Regions from separate parts of the Homo sapiens genome. Here region 1 is linked to region 2. The links are chromatin loops, found by intact Hi-C in ENCODE. Cell type or tissue: B cell. All regions are shown on one strand. Links, peaks and the distances in the headings refer to the core of each region. The heading gives the core; the rest is flanking DNA. Region 1 overlaps BALR6 (B-cell acute lymphoblastic leukemia associated long RNA 6). Region 2 holds the start of SATB1 (SATB homeobox 1).

Region 1 (10,176 bases), core at 2,849-7,848, 200 kb before region 2:
CACTTGCAGAAAATCTCAAAACTAGCCACATTCCATTCAATTCTATCTTTCTTATTGCTCTCCATGCATCCTTAACATGAATCTCCCTTAACTTGAACCAGCTTGAGTTGGGCTCTGCTTCTTAAAACCAAACAAAGCTAACATAGTAGCAAGTGAAGGGCTTGATCACCGTGTCTTATTTACTTATTTTCTATCCTTCAGGCATTATTCAGTATGGCACCAGACAATTTTTATTCAGTTATTGCCATTGGGAAAGTTTGGAATTATTTGTGCTTTATGGGATGATAGGGTTTAAAGTTAATTTTCCTATGATGTACCCCTTTCTATTTGACATTACATTTTGTTTGCAAAAAATACTGGTACAGTGCAGTTTTTTAAAATCAGGCAATTCAGAGAGTTCCTCTTAACAATGCCCTCTGAGACTATTATGAAAGTTGTTAACATTAAACTGCCTTAGCGAGGTGCTGTCTTTGGTACCGTATAATTTCATTAATTTAAATCCAAGTAAAGATCAAATTTTCCAATTCATCTAAGCTATTTATTGGCCTTGGCTTTCTTGGTGATTAACTTTGATGACAATAGCATTTCACACAATGTACAAACAATAAAATTCTGCTTCTTACAGGACAGTGGGATGATCTTTTGGTAAACATTTTACTTGGGAACAGTTAGGAGAAATTATGAATCTACAAGTTAATGATCCAAGCCTCAGTTTACCTATTAATTAACTGAAAGAATTTCTTGCCTGTAATGTGTGCTGGAAAGAAAAGATCTTTATGTTTATGAGTGGCATATATATACAGTGTGACACAAGTATTACGATTGTTTAAAAAACTATTCTAATGACACTGGTAGTATTTTAAGAGTAATAGTAATACAATTGTTGGCCAGAAGCGGTGGCTCACACCTGTAATCCCAGCACTTTGGGAGGCCGAGGCGGGTGGATCACGAGGTCAGGAGATTGAGACCATCCTGGCTAACACAGTGAAACTCCGTCTCTGCTAAAAATACAAAAAATTAGCTGGGCGTGGTGGTGGGCACCTGTAGTCCCAGCTACTCGGGAGGCTGAGGCAGGAGAACGGCGTGAACCTGGGAGGCGGAGCTTGCAGTGAGCCGAGATCACGCCACTGCACTCTGGCGTGGGTGACAGAGCGAGATTCCGTCTCAAAAAAAAAAAAAAAAAATACAATTGCTAGGCAAAAATGAATATTTATTTGTAATTTTTAGAATTTATTCTAATTGTAATTATTTCTTCATCTCTGACCTTGTATGTCCAACAGGGTCAGGACTAGGATCTGAAGTACAAAATTTAAGGAGTGTCCAAAATCTCAGTAATCAAGATAAATATTTTAATGCAATAGTTTTAAAAATAAAAATTAATGCGAAAAATTAATAATGGAAAAAAGTTGGAATTTTAAATAAAGACAGGGTCAGAGATTGCAATGGACAGAGAGCACTGCCCCTGGATCATTAATAAGATTTAGATTATCAAGCCACATCACTGCAGTTTGCATGTGATTTCATAAGTATCCACCATACATAGAATTCAATTGATTTCAAGCTTTTAAGTAATCACTGGATTCTAATATCTTTTATATATCATTGTTTTCTCAATATTCACACTTTGGGGTTCTCCCCAAATATTATATTAGGAAATTCAAATGTGTTTCACTTTTCAGATCAAAATTAAAGAAGTATTCAGTTGATGCTGCATGATTCTGAATAACTGTGAAACCTACTTTTAGGCAGAATATAAATAACATGCTTGAGAATAGAAATCTATGAATAGTTCTTTGAGTGAAAGAACGGTGTAGCCAATTTCACTCCATTGAGGTAACACTAAACAAGATGAGCTTGTTTTACTTCATACAAAGGAATGACCAAATTAGGCATGAGAAAATGTGACAAGATTTCCAATCGTGTTTTTCTTTTCTTTCTTTCTTTCTTTTTTTTTTTTTTTTTCCCCAGCTTAGATTTGTACTCTTCGGTACTGCTAGAAATAGAATTCTCAAAAGAGCCATGCTCTCTTTCACAAGCCTTGGAAAAATCAGTTTGGTCTACACTTGACTTTATTAGTGGTCTCCTGATTCCTTGGGACTTTGTCATTGTTTTAGATCATTGTTCAGGCCAAATGGGAAGAAGGAAGTGGTAAGGATAGTAGTATGAATGACTAAAGTCTAGGCCAGCACATCTCAAATTTTCTAATTTCTGGAGATCTTATTAAAATAGAGATTCTGGGATGGGGCCTGAAATTCTACATTTCTAACAAAACCCCAGACAATGCCCAAGTTGCTGTTTCATGGATCACGTTTTGGATAGTGCTACTTGTGAGTTTTTGTTCTTGTTGCTTTTGAGATTAAATGTTTAAAGAATTATCCTTTTTGGGAAAATAAATTATCTTCTATATAATATAAGGTCCTTGAGGTAGAAATTTTGTCTCATCTGTTCTTATATCCCTAGTTCATTGAACACTGCAGGGCATTTGAAGGCACTTAACTGTTATTGATTGTTGTTGAATAAATTAATAAATGAAATTTGGGGCCAATTTTAGAACAGGGGTTCTTAAGTTTTTTTAGTGCCATGGATCCTACCCTCTTTGGCAATCTGGTGAAGTCTGTGGACCCTTTCTCAGGAAAATATTTTTAAGTGAAAAAAATAGAATGTATAGGTATTACAAAGGAAACCAATTATATGGAATCATAGTTATCAAAATATATAAAAGTCAAATGTGTGATGTAATAATGTATGTGCTTTTAAAAAATAAAATCTTGCAGTGCATCTAATAATTACTATAATTTCGAAGAAATGAAGAGTATAAAGACTGTTTTCATATATCTACAGCAACTGTAATTTCATAGAAAAAAAAAACTGTGATTTCTATTAGTGACAGACAGGTACTGCTAATAGTACCATAGGTTGTTGACTCTATTCATAATGGAAGGATATGCTAAATTTCAGTTGGAAATGAGTGAAAATAATGTTGTAATTGTTTTTACATTCAAGTTCACAGACATCCTGGGTCTGTGAACCCCAGAGTAAGAACCTGATTTTAGACAGTCCACGAGTTTTGTTTACCAAGCTTTTCCAATGTTGGTTGAAAATCATTTCACAAAAAGAAAAACAATAGAGTAATACTTATGATTATTTTTATTTTAGCTAATGAAGTATCTAATACTTGTCATATTATTCCATTTTCTTTAACACAGTACTTCAACTTGCAAAAATCTGAAACAGCTTTTTCCAGTGATTATTTCCCTTTCTTCCATTCATATCTATGACAAATATATAATGTATACCTTTATTAACTGGATAAACAACCCACAAATGCGACTTTGTAAAGTGCATTCCCATGAGACAGATCCATAAACCTGGTAAGCACACCAAGACCCCATCAGAGATATTTGAACTAAATCTTAATTTGTTATTTACAAACACTTCACATGGCCCTCTAAATGAATTCTGTGCTGCCTCATTGACAAGAAATATAACAGACTACACATTCGAGAGACAGAGAGGGCTGTGGGATTATTTGACTGAACAATTTCACAGGTGTTAACAATAGAGGTGGGCCGAAGAGTTTCAACCAAGAGAATGTAACTCAGACTGAAGTTATCCAAACACCTGTTGGTAAGTTGTATTCTTTCCTTTAGATTGTTTCCTTTATAGTAATTTTGTAGAGCTACTTTATTGGTCTTTTCCTTCAGAAGTCAGAAAGTTGAGGGGAGGGGAGAAAAGAAGGAAAGAGTAGGAGAACCAACAAAGATTCAAATTTGTCACCATGCCAAAGACAGCCTAACCCCTAGAGCAGAGGTCTCAAACCTGGAGCCTTGGGGCAGACACAGGAGCAAATGAGTTTTGTTTGGCTCATACACCAGTAATTAAGAATTGGATTTGAATGCTCTTATGCATTGGTGTGCAAGTAAATGTTTAATAACCAACTCTCTGGGAGTGGAGTGGAAGCCCTGATTTGCAATGTTTGACAATTCCTGTGGCGTAAATGGTCAATTTTGACTTACCAAGATGAGGACACCGAAAAGAGCTTTGGGAAGAGATGTGTATAATCGGCCCTCTGAAGTCCACTCCATCACAGCACTGTATTTCAGGGGGGCCTGCATTCTCTTGGGTTCCCACCTCTTCATGCTGTCTTCCACCCTGCCCACTTTCCTCTCTTAAATCACCTCTTTGGTCCCAGTGGGCTGTGAAATTCGTGACTTCTGCCTGGAGCTTTTCTGGGTGCCTGACGTTGGTCACAAAGCTAGGCTGAGGAATGTGCTGGCTATTTTGAGGTGTGATCAGAGACTTGCATTCATTGTGAAGAAAGCAGAGGGATTTGGCAGAGGAAAGCAAAGACTAAGCCTGGGATACAGCAGCTATAGGAAACGTGGCTTGGGTGTCACTTGATTGGCTGCTACTTGTTTTTGTGTTCCCATCTGTCAAAAACAGCTGGAAGTCACAACTAAATTAAAGGTGGAAAATGCTTTGAAAAAGTAATGGGGCCACACACAAAAAATATTACTACTATTTCTTCCCCTCAGCTTCCCCACTCCGCTAAATGAGACATTCTGCAAGGACTGGATACTATTTCTGTCTTTTCACACTTCTCTTGCTAATGTTCAGTGGGCTTCAGAGATCTGATATAAATGTACAGGCGATGTGGAAACTGATTGAGAGGCAGATTTATATTAAAAATTGTATACATATATTTACCACCAGTTTTAATGATGCACTTTTGGTGAAGATGAGTTGCTTAAAACGAAATAGACTTAAGAACATATTACTTAAAAATCATATCATGTGTCTTTTTGCTTCACATTTAAACCAGAAAACAAAATCTATATTCACTGTTAGTATAACGCTTAGAAAAGAAAAGATTTTGTCCATGGCTCCCAAATCAGTAGATTATGGTTGTAAGCCCCAATGAGTTCTAAACCATTTGCCAAAGAGCAAGCACCCACCAACTTCCCTCCCCCTGCCAAACATACACTTCCCTCCTGTCTGATTTATAGAGACCCTTTGTTAGGGATGTAGTAATGAAGCCAGCTGCTGTGTCTTTCTGCAGCCCACTGCACCCCTCCCTCGCCTCATCCCCCAGAACAGTTACTGTCAACACCCTGGGGACACTAGCAGAGAGCTCCCAACAGGAAGTCTGGGGATGCTTTTTGATTCTGTGACCATCTTTCACTTCCTCCTTGAGTCCTCATTCTCACTTTGGTAGCCGAGGTCTGCCCTGCCTGCTACCAGAGTGACAAGAGAGGAGTAAAGAAACCAATAGCAAGATTTGGGTACTTAGAGCACTTTAATGGTACTTCAGGAAAATAAGAGATAAAGCAGAAACCAGGTTTAATAATCATAATAAGAATTCTAGAAGCTGTCTCCCACCACTTTGTGATAAACCCATTATCTCACTTAATTCCTCCCTCAGATGGTCTGAAGTCAGCCTGAAGGTGGAACCAAGACAGACTATTGTGAACACTTAGGCAACAAAAGCGTCAATGTGAAGAGAAGTTCTAGTATACTGTTTTCAGGCTTGGTACTAACCTTCATACTTGGGATGCCCAGCCTGGCTGACTTCTACTCATCTTCTAAGACTCATCACAGACATCGTATCTTTCAGGAAACTTCCGCGTTAGCCTGTCTCTCTACTGACACCCCCTCAGGTGCACTCCCCTGTTCCTAGATATTTCTCTCACTGCAGTTACCACAATCTATTGCCCGTCTAGACAGTTGGACGATTTATTCTTTGAGAGTAGAGAATGCAACTTGTTCATCTCTGTAGTCTCCGATCCTATTTTTTTTTGCCTTATGTATAGTAAGTGCTCCAAAAAAGTTTGATGAATGAATGAATGAATTCTGAAAGGATACTATAAGAAATGAAAAGAAACTGAATGAAGTTTATAGAAGAAAGAGGTTTTGAGTAGAATTTTAAGGACTGCAGTGTTTGGAGTAAGAAAATATGTTGCCATGTGGAAATGAGGAAGTAAAAGGGTTACATGTAGAAAGTTGTATTTCATTTTGTTTAGCCAAGTTCTGACATTCAGAAAATCGAGAAATAAGGGGAACCAAATAACAGAGAAAGCAATTGGTGGACAGGTAGTTTGAAGCCACTGTGCAAAGGAATTTATTAATGACAGGAGCTACTAACACCACATCGAGTCTGGATGTGCCATGCATCTTGAAAGCTCAAATGTGTGCTAGATTGTCTTGCAAGCTCACAGATTCCAGGAGAGTTATGGACACACTAGAAGGGAATGAAGAAAACCTTTGGCTCTAGGTTTCATTTGAGGCTGCCTTATTCAGCTATACTTCCGATAGCAAAAATGAACCTGCTCTGGAAGTCTACGTTTCTCCTTTATCCCTTGGAAAATAAAATTCAGTTTCACATAAGTCTCTTTACATTTTCATTAAGTTATCAATAGCATCAGAAAATGTTCCTGTTTTCACTTTTTGTTAATTTTTATCTTTTTTGAAAATTATCTATAGCTTCATCATCAGCTGGTGGGCAGAACAGTATGATACCTCAAAAAAATCCCTTATGTCCTGCAGTCATCTTTGTTCTTTCATGAAACACTTTTGAGAGAGGTAACTCCATTTTCTCCTATGTAGACACACACACCCTTCTATGTCATTAGTGATGCATCTTTAGTATCCTCTGTAACAGCCTGCAATGTTGTTTTTTAAATCTTCACTTTTCACAGATGTTGCCACCACATTGATAAAGAAGACCCCAAAAACCATCTCTGGCACCAGAAGTAGCTAGCCAAAAACCTGCATTGCTTCTTCAACACTCCTCCAAACCCTACTCTATTCATTAAAAATGTTTGCCCCTTTCTATCTAATGTATTATCTTAAGGAATTTGCTATTTTTCTCCCAAGGGGAGAAAAAAAAAACTCACTCTTCAAGATGTCACTTTGTTTACTCCATTTAATTATTTAAGAGATTCTTTAAGCCCTTACCACTCAACCTTTACAGTTCCACACAAAAACAAAGCTAATTCAGATGGCTGAGGACCTTTATGCAAATTGAGGTTTTTCAGAGCTGAAAAGGGCACATGCCAGCTTCAGGGCAGGAACAGGCTGGATAGCTCATGTGGAGGGGGATTTTGGTCACAAACATGGAGCCATTTGATGAACATGTAAACTAATATTAGTAATACAGCATTAATTTATTGCTTCTGCAGATTATTTCTAATACAGACTTGCTGACTTGTACATGTATGATACATAAACACATCCATAAAAGTTTAATGCTGTCAGAGTAGTACATTCACCCACAACACTGCCTGATGACACATTTTCACTTTTCTTAACACTGCTTCCTGAAGGAGTCAACATGATGTCAAGGTGACAGAATTAAGAATGACACCAGAGGAATGGTCAGAAAATTAACTTTTCAAAACTTTCGTGTTAGATGTTTGGATAGACATTCAGTAACATGTGGTGATCACGAATGTGTCTTTAGTTTATTTTGAAAACGAATCCTGAATTACCAATTGAGCAGCAGAACCTGTTTGTACTCCAAAAACAAATTACATTGAATTTAAAAAGCCATTATGAAGAGTGCCTTATGATAAAGAATAGATTTTCTGGCTAAAAGCATTTTCCATCATTTGACAAAGTATAGTCAATCTTAAAGAAAAGCTTCAACTTACGCATTCGTTTCAAAATTAATACTTATGAAGACAGGAAGTTGAATAGATGAAGAGTGATGACTTTTTGCAGGATCTGAGCCCTAAAGTTTTGGGCCTACACTATTCCTTCCTATCTCCTTGTCAGAGAAGTTGAGGCAAGATCTCTCTTTTATCTGGCTCTCAGATTTCTGAGTATAATAAGCTCACAATTCCTTATAGGAAAGATAGAACACATCAGAAAAGCATTCCAAATCATTCCAAATCAAATGAAAGTCACCATTTGATGACTGTAAACTAGCCCCACTCATGGTTTGTTTGGATTTTCTTTTTTTTTTTAAAGGCATTAGAATACATTCAGCTTTTTCTGCATCTGTGTGTCAGTTGCAGAAATGGAAGTTGGAACTAGCCAACTCCATCAGTCATCTACCCCCAGTCTCTGAAATTTCTGTTCCTCTCTAGATAGTGGACGTTCAGTCATTTTGCAGCACTCATCTCGGCTCTAATAACAACTCTATTATGGCCCTGTGGCCTTTTTCGTAACATTTATTTTCAGGTTTGCCATGTGTTGGGCATCCATAACAGCCGGGCTGACTGTCACTTTGTGGCTCCAAAGGCATCGGCAGTGAGAGAGATCTGGACTCTTGCAAAGTATGATGGAATTGGCTGGATTTCATGTGACAAGCTCAGATGATGGCCCTTTGTCCAGAGCAGGCATGACAGAAATGGAAATGCTTGATACAGGTCCTGTTTCCTAAGAACATGTAAAGGACAACTTATGGTGATTTGGGGGATTAAATCGCAACTTTTTCTTGAACTTAAATCTCTATCAATTAGGTAGGCAGCTTGCTTTACTGGGAATTTTCATGGGACCAATACTTGTAAAGGAATGTATTGCTTAAGTGAAGCAGGATCTAGCTTATGACTGAAACTTACATTTGGGTAACACTTTAGCAGCATATCTTCTTTTGAATCAATTATAATCACATTCCACTGGAATCTAGGTCTAATACTACTTTATAGAAATTTTAGAATCACCTGCTTAGGGATATGTATATATATTAACTGGATCTATCAGGGATTAACAAATTAATAGATATTGCCTCTTCTCTTTTTACCTAATGACTATTTGTTTAATAACTGCACTTTTATTATATTAGATCGGGATTTTATCACATTACAAGGATATGTGAAAACCCCTAAAAAATTTGCTTTGGGAAAAAAGTAATGATAATTTATCCATTTTCCTAAACTACCTGTTTCAGTATTTAGATAGCTAATAAAGAGAGCAACCACCTTTAAGTAAACATTCTATCAGATTGAGACTATTGAGAGCAATCTATAAACAATACACCCACTTGCTTATCACTGGTGCATAACTGATGTCCAAGATGCAAAATGGATTACCATGATTTAAACTCTCAAAAATATTTTGAGTTGGGCAATTTTTCAGGACAGACAGCTGTCTACATGACACCTCCACTTAACTATCCAACAGATCTTTCAAATGGGTCATGTTCGCAACAGAATTCTTGAGTTCTCTATTACTCCAAAACTTACTAAATCTTAGGCTTCCCATCTCTTTGATGGCATCATTTATGTCGAGATGCCTGGGCTATAACTAGGGTATCATTCTTGATTCTCTTTTTTTTTTTAACCATATTCCCTATTAAAGAGATAGGAAAGCATAAGGTGATATCAGTTCTACCTTCAAAATATATCCCAAATCTGAACACTTCTCAATACCTCCATTCCTTTCACCCTCATCCAAGCCATCATGATCTTACAGCTGGCTTGCAAGGTCTCTTAACTGATCTCTCTGATCTTCCATTTCTCATTGTTAGTCAGTTCTCTACACAGCAGCTGGAGTGGCAATTATTTCATAATGTGTATCAGATTGTATTGCTTCCCTGATCAAAACTCTCCAGTGCTTTCTTATCACATTCATATCTACTACACCCTACAAGATTTTCCCCTGCCCATTTCCCTAAACTCATCGTCTGTCACTCCTCTCCCCATTTACTCTGCTCTACCCAGTCTCACTTCTTGTTCTTCAGACACACTGAGGTTAGTTCCACCTCAGTGCTGTTGCACTTACTATTCCTTTAGGCTGGAATATCTTCTGTTTCTTTGCCTAGCTCATTCCATCACTTGATTCAGGCTTCTGTTGAAATGTCATTTCCCCATGGAGCCTTCCCTCAACAATCTTTCCAAGCTGTCTCCCCCTGATTTCCACATGGTCTCCCCATTTCACCTGCTTCATTTTTCTCATAGTACTTATAATAGTCAGGGTGTTCCGGAGACAGGAAACCAGTAGAATAAATCTACGTATGAATATATAAATTTATTTTAGGAAATTGGCTTATGTAATTGAGGGGTTTGACAAGTTTGTAATTTGTAAGGAAGGCTGGTAGGCTGTAAACTCAGGGGATTTCTGTGTTATGGTCTTAAGACAGAGTTCCTTTTTCTTCTGGCATCACCTCAGTTTTTGTTCTTAACACCTTCAGCTAATTGAATGAAGCCCACCCACGTAATCAAATGTAAATCCTTT
Region 2 (10,176 bases), core at 2,378-7,377:
ATGGCCCGAGTGTTTTAAAGGCACTCCCTGCATTTTTGCACCTGTACTCCCAAGCCTTCCTCTTCCTAGCGGGCTCCCGTTCTGCTCCAGGCGGGCAATCTTGGCTGGTGGACCCTTCGGATCACTCACATTGTTAGACATTTCTGAATGTTCTTTCCCCTGAGTTGCCTCGTTCAAATGATCCATACTCAGTCACTGTCTAAAGATCACCTGCCAGAATTTAAAAAGAAGACACGTTATAGTTGGGCGGGGACCTACGTGTATATATGTGTCCTATGTAAATGTTTTAGCTCTAGATATCTCTCCACAAATATAATGTATTTGTAAAATGGCCTATCTAGATATGATACAGATGTTACTATATTTCTAGATGATAGCATTACATTCTTATTCAAATTAACAAAATGATCTGTGGAAACTGTACCAATACACATGAATAAAAAGATAACTGGCCTATAAAAAAACTAAGTGGGGAAAAATGGGCTTACTTTTAGAACAAGAATTATTACAAGTATAGCTAAAAAGAAAACAGCAAATTGCATTTACGTAGTCCCAATTTTTAACAATTAGAAACACATTACAAAATACAGCAGAAACACTTTAATAAAGGATGGAAAGATGATCATAGTTCAAAATATTAGAAATCTAATGTATATGTTTTATATGTATACATTTTATATGTGTATGTATATTAATTCTTATGAAAAAAACATAAACCATCTCAAAAGAAGGTAACAAACATCTAACTGCTTTTTAAACTCCCCATTGGCTTTTGTAAATTAATGCATAGAAAAAGTTTTCTACTATCAAAGTTCCAAGAGTTATGTGACAGACCTAGTCAAGTTTTGGGCCAAAGATGTGATTGGATCAGTTTACCCCTAAAGAAACAGGAAGAAGTGAAGGGTTTTCAAATATCCAACGTACTGATGCATTAAAACTCATGTGTTTTAGAGTCAGTATTTAGGTGTCCATTAGTAATAGAGGGCTGTTAACAATAAATATTTTTAAAAAATTGAATACACTTCGTGATATGCACATTAGGTTGAAGTGCCAAGCTCAATTAAAAAAAAAAAAAACACAAACAAAAAACCTTGATGATACTGGTAAAACAAAATATCCAGTATTCAGAAATAACCTCAGCATGCAATGGCATTAACATTGTAATTAACTTCAAAAAAATTAACAGATAATTATTTTCAGTTATATATTAGACATCAATTTTCCCATCATTTATAGTAAAGTGATTAGACAATATCAAAGTCATTTTTAAAGTATAGTTTTAATTAGAATTGATAAGAACAGGTAAGTAGAATTATTTTATGAACTTTGATGGTATTTGAAGTATTGAGCTTATGAAACTAAGGGGATCATATTTAGGAAAACCAGAGAGAATAATTACCATTTTTCCTAGCTGTCTAGTAATTTGATATAGCTTGTTTTTGTTGTAAATTCTTACACTGGAGCTATTTAAATCTGGATTTGTTGAAAGCCAGTTTGTATTAGCATGGCTTTTCTGTAAATATTTTTTCTTCTGTTTAACCATAGCCTACTTCTTACCATATAATCAAGAAAAGGGGGGCAGCAATGTTAATCTGGAAGTTTAAAAGCAACCTTAAGAATGCCAATTGAAGAACTATAAAGTTTGAGAAAAATTAATGGCTATTTATCTTTGTACTCCAGAGTGGCACACTGAGAACTAAAGGTTTACCGTTGATAGAGGTCCCATCTGTTTTTGGTTATGAGGTTCATTAACAATAAATGTGCCTTTTTAAACCACTTTTTAGCAAGATTACTCTTTTCCATTATATTAAACTGCAGTCTAAAGCCAAAATTAGAAAGAGATGATTATTAACTTATTCAAAACACTCTTTATAACGTTTCATGTGGATAACACAGAGCTTTTTCTGAAATTGGTTGCCTCATCCTAGAGCAGAAGATGAATTTTAAAACATATGATTTGAAAAGAAAAATCTTTAGCCCTTGGGGCAATTTAAGAGGAAAAAAAGGGAGGGGGTGTAGACAACAGCATCAAAGTTAATGCTATAAAACATATTAAGTAATCATGAGGCTTAACAACACTAGAAACTGTACAGCAAATGAAAGTGATACATTATAATTTAATGTATTGACAATCTAAAGTATCATATAGGTCATGAAAAACTGTCCTTTGAATACCCACCTATAAGCATCTATTAAACACTAAGTCGTGGTGTAAAAAGCTTTACATTACAAACCAAAATTAAATGCGCATAAAACACCCAATTTACTCATTTTAACTCTATGCCCGGGCTAAAGTTCACCAAACCTCAGTTTGGGATTGAAAAGAGCAACCTCCAACAGGCCTGCTTGGATGACAGCAGCAGGAACTAACTATGGTCTCAACAGATGCCAGGCTGAAGAGTTTCTTTTGAGTTACACGTTACAACCCATTTTAGTGCAATGTCTGGTTGCCACACAGAAAGCAAGCTACTTTCTGAAAATCCCATTTATCTGCCCATAAACTAAGACCATATATGATAATTACTGAATAAAACAGTGAACTCAGTAACAACAATTATTTCCTTTAAAAGGAAAGAAAATCTCGAAATTCTAGTTTTTTAGGAACCGATTTTTTGCAAAGCGAGATCCTTTTCAATGAGTTTCTAGCTGGATCGCCTCCTTCGCCCCCACACAACCCCATAATCACATTTTAAGATTGTGCCCTTATCCATTCCATATGGCCGGCACGATCCAGGCCAAGCTTTCACTGTGACCTTTTAAAGAGACAAAGAAGCAAAGTACTATCTAGAAACAGAAACACTGCAGTTTTACTGAGTGAAATTAGCAAAACCGACCTGAAACTCACCACTTCAAAACTTGACAGCACATAAATAACAAAAACAAAGGAGATTTCCTTTGCAGCCCGGGTTCTTGAAGAGAAGTTCAAGACTGATGTTTTCTATGTCCTTTTTTTTTTTAATTAAAAAAAAAAAAATAAAAAAGCAGCAGACCTGAAGGCGACTTCCCCTGAAATTGTATTATTTTCCTTTCCCCTACCCCCGCCCCCCTAAGCGGGGGAAGGGCAGAAATAAACGTCTAGAAGAGTAGCCATGAGAAAGGGGTTTAAAAAAAAAATCACAATTCGAAAACCAACATATAGGGGTTTGTAAAATGTCTAACCTCAGAGAACAGGGTTTGCGATGGGGAGGAGGGGAGAGTGGGAAGCAGGGAGGAGGAAGAAGATAAAATTGATCTGACAAGTGATTCGTTGGGGGGAAATCGTAAAAACAAAGCAAAACCCGTTATGAGCTGTACACTGTGATGGTGCTGGGGAAACGACGTGGTGACTGAGGATTCTCTTAAAAAAAAAAAAATCACTGCGGACAAGGTCTCCAAAAAGGAAAAAAGGTCTCTTCGCGTCTCTCCCTCCCTCCTGCTCACTCGGGTTCTTCGGTGTGAGGACAGAAAGTCTACTTCTGGCTGTCACTTGCAATATTATTCTTCAATAACCCCGAATAACGCGCATTGGGAAGGCCACCTCGCCTCCCTTCCAATCACCCCCACCCCCCTCGCCAACAATCGCGACTAATATTAACAAACCTTAAACTTTTCCCCACAGCCTCGCACCCCCAACGAGGGCATCTAGCGGGGGACAGCGAGGGTGGGGGGCAGGGGGTCGCGAGAAAAGCCCCGGAAAGGCACTAAAATGCCACTTTTGATTCTGCCCTCGCTGACAACAGCCGCAAGGACCCTCTCCCTGCCCATTGACGCGGGGCTGTGAGCGTCTGGGGTCCCAGCAAGTGAGGAGAGAAGAGGTTCGGGGGGAGGGGGAGGAGGAGGAAGATCAGAAGGCACCCCCAGCCACCTCCACCGCCTAGGCAGCGACAAACTCCCCGCCCCCTCCCCCCAAAAAGTCGCCAAGCTCTCACTCGTCCAGAGTCCGAGGTAAACAACGAGCACCACAATGGCACTAGGACTTTGGGGGAAAAGAAACCCAGAAACCCCGACAAAACTGATCAGGAGTTTCCCGAAATGAAAGAGGGGGGCGGGCAGCGTCCTCTAGAGTCGCCCTGGCTTTCGGCTGGGCCCCCGGGCAGGATAGAGGGCGGCCGCGGCTGTTGTTGTTGTGACGAGGCCGGGTGTTGCTGGGTGGCACAGGGAGAGGTGTGTGTGTGTTTGTGTGTGTGCGTGAGTGTGAGCGCGAGTCCCCGGACGGGGCTGCTTCTCTCGCTCTCTCCCTCGCTAGCTCTACCCCTCGCTGCCGTCTCTGCCCCCATTAAATTATTAGTTGACTCATCCCGGCCGCTGTCGCTGCCGCCGCCGTGCCCCGCTCGGCTCCGCGCGTCCGCCCGGGCTGCAGCCCTCTCCGCCGCTGCTCCTGCTGCTGCTGCCGCCGCCGCCGCCGCTGCCGCTGTGGGTGCCTCTTCTTCCTCCTCCTCATTTTAATACAAAATCACCCCGCTCGCAGCCCCAGCCCCGAGCACGCAGCCTCCTCCCGGCCGCCCGCCGCCGCCCGGAGCCTTCCCCAGCGGGGCCGGCTCATCCGCCGCGTCCGGGGAACGGGAGCGAGCGAGAAAGTGGCGGCGGCGGCGGCGGCGGCGGAGGAGGAGGAGGGGGGAGGAGAGGAGGAAGGGGGTGCGGAGCCGAGGAGGAAGGCGGCGTGGGGGGGCAGGGTGCACGGAGCGGGCGGAAAAGGGATGGGGATTAAAACCCGGGCTGGAGGGCCGGGATTGGGGGAGGGGGCGGGGGCGGCGAGTTAAAAAGCCGAAAGACAAGTAACTAGTGAATGAGTGAGGGAATGGGGGGAGCGCACGATTTCCGGCCCCGGGCGCGCAAGAATTTGTAATGAGCTTGATTAGAGTGAGGCGGCCCGACATTTATTACACACAATACCCAGAATAACAGGGCGCTGTGCGAGGGCTAGCGCCGGCCGCCGCCAGACGCGCCAGGGAGGGCGCAGAGGGGAGGAGGAGAGGGGGCTTCCCTGGCAGCGTCCGCCGGAGCGGGGAGGGGAGCGCGCGGCGCGCGGGCGGCAGGGGCAGGTGTGTGAGTGGGAGGGAGGAGGGGCAGGACGGGCAGGACGGGCACGGGGGGCGGGGGGAAGGAAAATGACGGGGAGGAGGGGGCGAGGGCCAGGGGAGAAAACTAACCAACCACCCACACGCCACAAAAGCCACAAAAAGGAGTACGCCTGGAGCGTCGCAGAGGGACAGGCGAGGTGGGGGGACAGGGAGACGCACCGGCCCCGTGGGAGAAGGGCGCGGGTACGCAGGTGACAGGCGCTGAGGAATGAGGTAGGGAGCCATCAGGAAGTGGCTGGAGGGGTACAGACGGAAGGCAGTTCTCTCCGGGGAAGCGCGGAGGGTGCAGAAACGTGTACAGCAATAAAGGCCAGGAGCCTCGAAACGCTCGGAATGTTTATCCTCTAAGGAGGGTGGTCCTTAAACTATGAGGAGCCAACATTAGAAAGAACTGAGTAAGAGCGTTCTGTACTAGTCAGACGTTGGTTCAAATCGCCCTCACTTCTGAGCCATAGAATACTTTGGAAGAAGAAATACGTGGCCGAGTTAAACAAAATTTGGGTCACTTGAAAGAGACCTGACTTGTTATTATAAAGGAAAAGATGCCATCATTCTTCAAATAATTTACGCTAGGCAAAAGAGGAAAGTTTGGGTTGGTAAATACATCTGTTGTAGCAATAAACACTTCTGCTGTAATCTAGGGTAGGTTACCCAGTTAGATAAATGGTCATTACCACATAAGTATGATCCTATTATTTAGACAATCTATTAAATATAGTTCATGTAAAAATAAAGAATATTACAATGTAACCCAAAATAGAAATGCCTCATTTATCGCTTAGGTTTTAGTTCTACCATTTTAGCACCCTGAAGGCAGTTAATCATTAACAAAAAACAAGAATTATTTTTCAGAATTTGCTGGTAGGGAAAAGAGAAAAATCAGTCAGATAAACATTTTGTTACACATAAAAAAGCAACAAGTTAGCACAAGTACTGAGATAAAAGGGAAATTTGCAAATTAAGCTCTGTAAAGCCACCAATACACTCTTAGGCACACTGTTTACATTACAAATCTAAAGAAAAGCCAAAAGGTAAAGCAGAAAAGTGTAGGAAATGATGGCCTCCTAGGGGAGAGTAAGTTTAGGAGAAACAAAATGAAAATATATCACTCTAATAGCACCCACGTTTCACCCACAAACCAGAAAGGTTAGCCAAATCTGGGAAGGCAACCGTGAATCTTGGCACACAAACCCAAGCCTTGAGCAAAAGAATGAACATGTGATAAACAGAAAACACAGCATCAAAAATAGGAAAAGAAATTTAAGGCAAATTTTTAGTAAAAAGCCCAAATGATAGTAAATTTTTAAAAGTTAAAATGTGGGGAAATCTGAAGGAAGATATGTTAGCTAAAGTATAAGAAATAGAAATATGGTAGGTTAAATTTGAAATTTCCAATATGGATACTTTAATAGTTGCTTCAAACTAGTAATGCCTGACATGTTTCCCTGAAACCTGCCTTGTTTTCAGTAGGGACTGTGCACTCTAGTGCCTTGTTGTACAAATTTACAAACAATAGCAACATTTAAAAATAAAGAAAAATTATAGTGGTCCACACACACACAAATGTAATTTAGCCAGGCAATGTCACCTCAAGCTGAATGTTTTTTATAAAAGAAAAGAAAGCTGTTGGGCAAAATAAAATTTAAACTAAGAGAAAACACCACTAAACAAAGATCACGGGAAATATCAATATTAAGATAGACTGAAATAAAATATTGTAAACATGCTTATTACATCATTTTACAGAAATAAATAAGACAAAATGCCATCTGAATGTTTTACCCTCCTAATGACCTGGTGAATGCTAATATAATATGGGAATTAATACAGCAATCCTTAAATTTGAATAGCACCTTTTATCTGAGTCACAAATCTATTCAAAAACACAAAACATGAAAGTATGTAATAAGGACTGACATGGCCTTGGAAAATGATAAACAGAATAAATGAGCATAAAGGCATCTAAGAATGACTATATTATAATGAATAACAATATAGCACAATAAACTTTCCCTCAAGCACATTTTTTATTCCAGAACTATAAGAAATGACATAAGTAAAATGGCACATAGAGGTTAATGTACTAGTGGTATACATCACTGATGAAATTAATTACTATATATTAACTACCCTTTAGAATATTTCATTATAAGCCACTGAGTATTGGCCAGTGTAAAGCCAGATAAAAATAAATAACAAAAAAAGAAAGAAATTTGTCTTAGTCTGTTTTCTGTTCCTTATAACAGAATACCTGAAATTGGGTAATTTATAAAGAAAAGGAATTTATTTCTTACACTGTGGAGGCTGAGAAATTCCAGGTGGAGGGGCCTCATCTGGTGAGGGCCTTCTTCCTAGTGGGAGTTCTCTGCAGAGTCCTGTGGTGGCACTGGATATTACATGGCAAGGGGCTTGAGTATGCTAGCTCAGGGCTCTCTTCCTTTTCTTACAAAGCCAACAGTCCCACTCCCATGATAACCCATTAATCCATTAACCCATTAATCCACGAATGGATTAATCCATTCACAAGAGCAAAGCCCACATGATCCAAACACCTCTTAAAGGCCCCACCTCTCAGTATTGCCACATTGGGGATTAAATTTCAACATGAGTTTTGGAGAGGACAAGTATTCAAATAATAGCAATAATTAAGAAAATACCACCTTCCTAGGCATATGTGAACATAAACTATCACGGCAGGAGGAAAAAACTTCAATACAGGGATCTTATATTAAGCAATAATGATGCATGCAAGTATTGAAGAAAGTTAAACTTTATAAGTCTGGCCATCAAAATAGAAAACCTCAGGAACATAAAATATTGCAATTCAAATACATGAACTATTTAACATGTGGATGCACATTTAAAACAGAGTGCATCAATTTTCTATCACATGAGAAGGCATTATCCTGGCTACACACAAAATTTTTAAAAACTTAATGAAAGGACTACTGCATGTTTCAGATGGCAATGTATTAAGATAAATATGCAGGCAGATATCCGAACGCATTAAAACACATTCAGAGTTCTGAATAGCACATACATTTGTAATAAACAGAGAAAGCATTTAGAATTCGAGTGCTTTTAAGATATAGCAACTCCGCCAGTGACTGTGTTAGCAAAGCAATGCTTACCACCATAACACTTTCTAAGGACATGTTTTTTTTTCTTTTTTCATCTTTTTAAATTCAAATACAGTTGGCTATCTCTACACTCTTAAAGCAGCACAATTTATGTAGCATATTGCTCTTTTTGTCGTGTCAACTCTTTGTTTTTTGGCTTTAGCTGCAGGTGGTGTTTTCCATATATGAATTTCTGGGAATATGGTTCTCTGTTGGCCATATAAGGATGTGTGTCTGAGCCATATGTTTTGCTGTCATGTGTCTCATTTTGTCTGTCTGGGATGTCAGGACCGATTTCTGCATCGTTTCCTGAATGGACCAAATACCAATTTGAAAGAGCAGGGAGGAAGAAGCTGGGGCTGCAGCCCAAACAACTTTGTCAAAATATATATTGGAGAAGAAATGCAATATCCTGTAAACATTGCACGCTTCTTCTCACATATTATCTGTGACCGACATCATTACAACTGCATACAGTTTGGGAAACAATCTACTTGTTCAAGTTCAGAAGTTTGCAGTATTTGTATGCACAGAGCTTAATCAGATTAAGATCCTACGTCTTAAACAGATCCCACTTCTTTGGAGGTCATGGCATGGCACATGCTAGCTGCCCTACTCTGAGAGCTGTGCCTCCTGCAGCCAACCTGACCCAGCCTTGAACTTGGGGAAAGGAAGCTGCCTCATGCTTTTCTTGTCTAGTTAATAATTAGAACTCTGATTAAACTCTCTGACTAATTATGCAAGAAGTTCTGGCCCCCATTATATACCCTCACAGAATCTTGTATTTCTCCTTTGAAACAGTCATCACAGTCTTAATTAATTAACAATTTGGGTAATTACTGGCTTAATACATGTCTCCCTTACTAGACTGTAAGCCCTATGAGAGCAGAGACTGGGTGTCTTGCTCACTGCCATATTACTAGGAATTTATACAGTGTCCTTGTAATATTTATATTATAAATGAATAAATGGGAACAAAAGCTCACAGTGTCACTTGCAACCAATTTCCACTACAAATTGCATTGACAGTTTTTTAAAGTGATTGTAGGAAGAGGGAACATTGAAGAAGGTGGCTATATCATTTAAATTTGAATTAATTTAAATGAAATTTATGATTTAATTCCTCATTCACATTTCAGGTGCTCAATAGCCCCATGTGACTAATACTCTAATAGCGGACAGTGTAGATTACAGAACACTTCCTCACTGCAGAAAGTTCCATTGGACAGTGCTTACCCTAGAGAACTCCTTTAAAAGACAACTAAGGGAATCCAAGACCTGGCCAGGAGGAGTCTTAGAGGTGCTAAATGGCTTTCAGACATTCCAATGACATCTGAGTCAAGATAATTTTCCATTTTAGAATTAGCCTGTAGATCTGTAAAGTTGCAGGAAATGATACCTGTATACTGCTAAATACAAATTTAAGAACTTTCTAGACATGTCTGTACTTGAAAGGGTTCTGTAATACATTTTAAGTAATGTGTTTACTCCAAAAGCTGCTTTCCGTGAACATTTAAGTATCTCATAGGTGAAGTTAAAAATCACAGTCATTCCCACCCTTACCCCTGTACCTATATTATATAAGCATAGCTACCCTTAGAAATGCCTCTCTGGAAGCATTAATGTAGATACCTACTCGAACTGGGAGGGCATCCAGATAACAAATAATGATGCACTGCAGAGAATAATGGCAAAAAGCTTCAAAATGTTGCAGGCGAGTTAAAGGAGTGATGATAATGAACTCTAAATATAGGGTTTAAGGATTTTTTGGTTTTGTTTTCTTCCCCTAAGAAGTTGAGTTTCAGTTTTAGCTAGAATGATAGCGATCAAAAGTTATTTCCCTAATTACTTGGCATAGATGTAAATACAGAGTGGTAATTCATGATACAGTTTTAATAGACAAAGGTCATTATAGTTGAGGGGGAAAAAACCCAATGTTTATGTTTGTTTTGGGAGATCTGGAGAGGGAAAACGAGCAGCCATTGCAGCTGGCTTCT

What was found. Hi-C counts contacts between places; a loop is a spot of excess contacts. Peaks named below come from ENCODE experiments on the same cell type or tissue, not always from the same donor. Only the 100,000 strongest peaks of a DNase experiment are listed, where the experiment ranks them.
Region 1: it touches region 2 in a loop (2.5-fold over the local background); 2 of 110 quality-filtered maps call a loop at or near these places.

The regions. Positions count from the first base shown.
Region 1 is chr3:18,218,625-18,228,800 of GRCh38, forward strand. The region is part of intron 4 of BALR6 (B-cell acute lymphoblastic leukemia associated long RNA 6); the gene reads left to right. Among named protein-coding and RNA genes, the nearest start is that of SATB1, 200 kb to the right of the region's middle. In B cell, for the core only: no CTCF peak of the experiment used is centred there; DNase peaks (open chromatin) are centred at 5,157 and 6,047; H3K4me3 peaks cover 1,482 bases; H3K27ac peaks cover 691 bases.
Region 2 is chr3:18,420,782-18,430,957 of GRCh38, forward strand. It overlaps SATB1 (SATB homeobox 1), which reads right to left and starts at 4,558. Exons shown (of 11, transcript NM_002971.6): 1 at 2,846-4,558; 2 at 1-210. The coding sequence starts at 186. In B cell, for the core only: no CTCF peak of the experiment used is centred there; DNase peaks (open chromatin) are centred at 2,750, 3,270, 4,390 and 4,940; H3K4me3 peaks cover 3,295 bases; H3K27ac peaks cover 4,442 bases.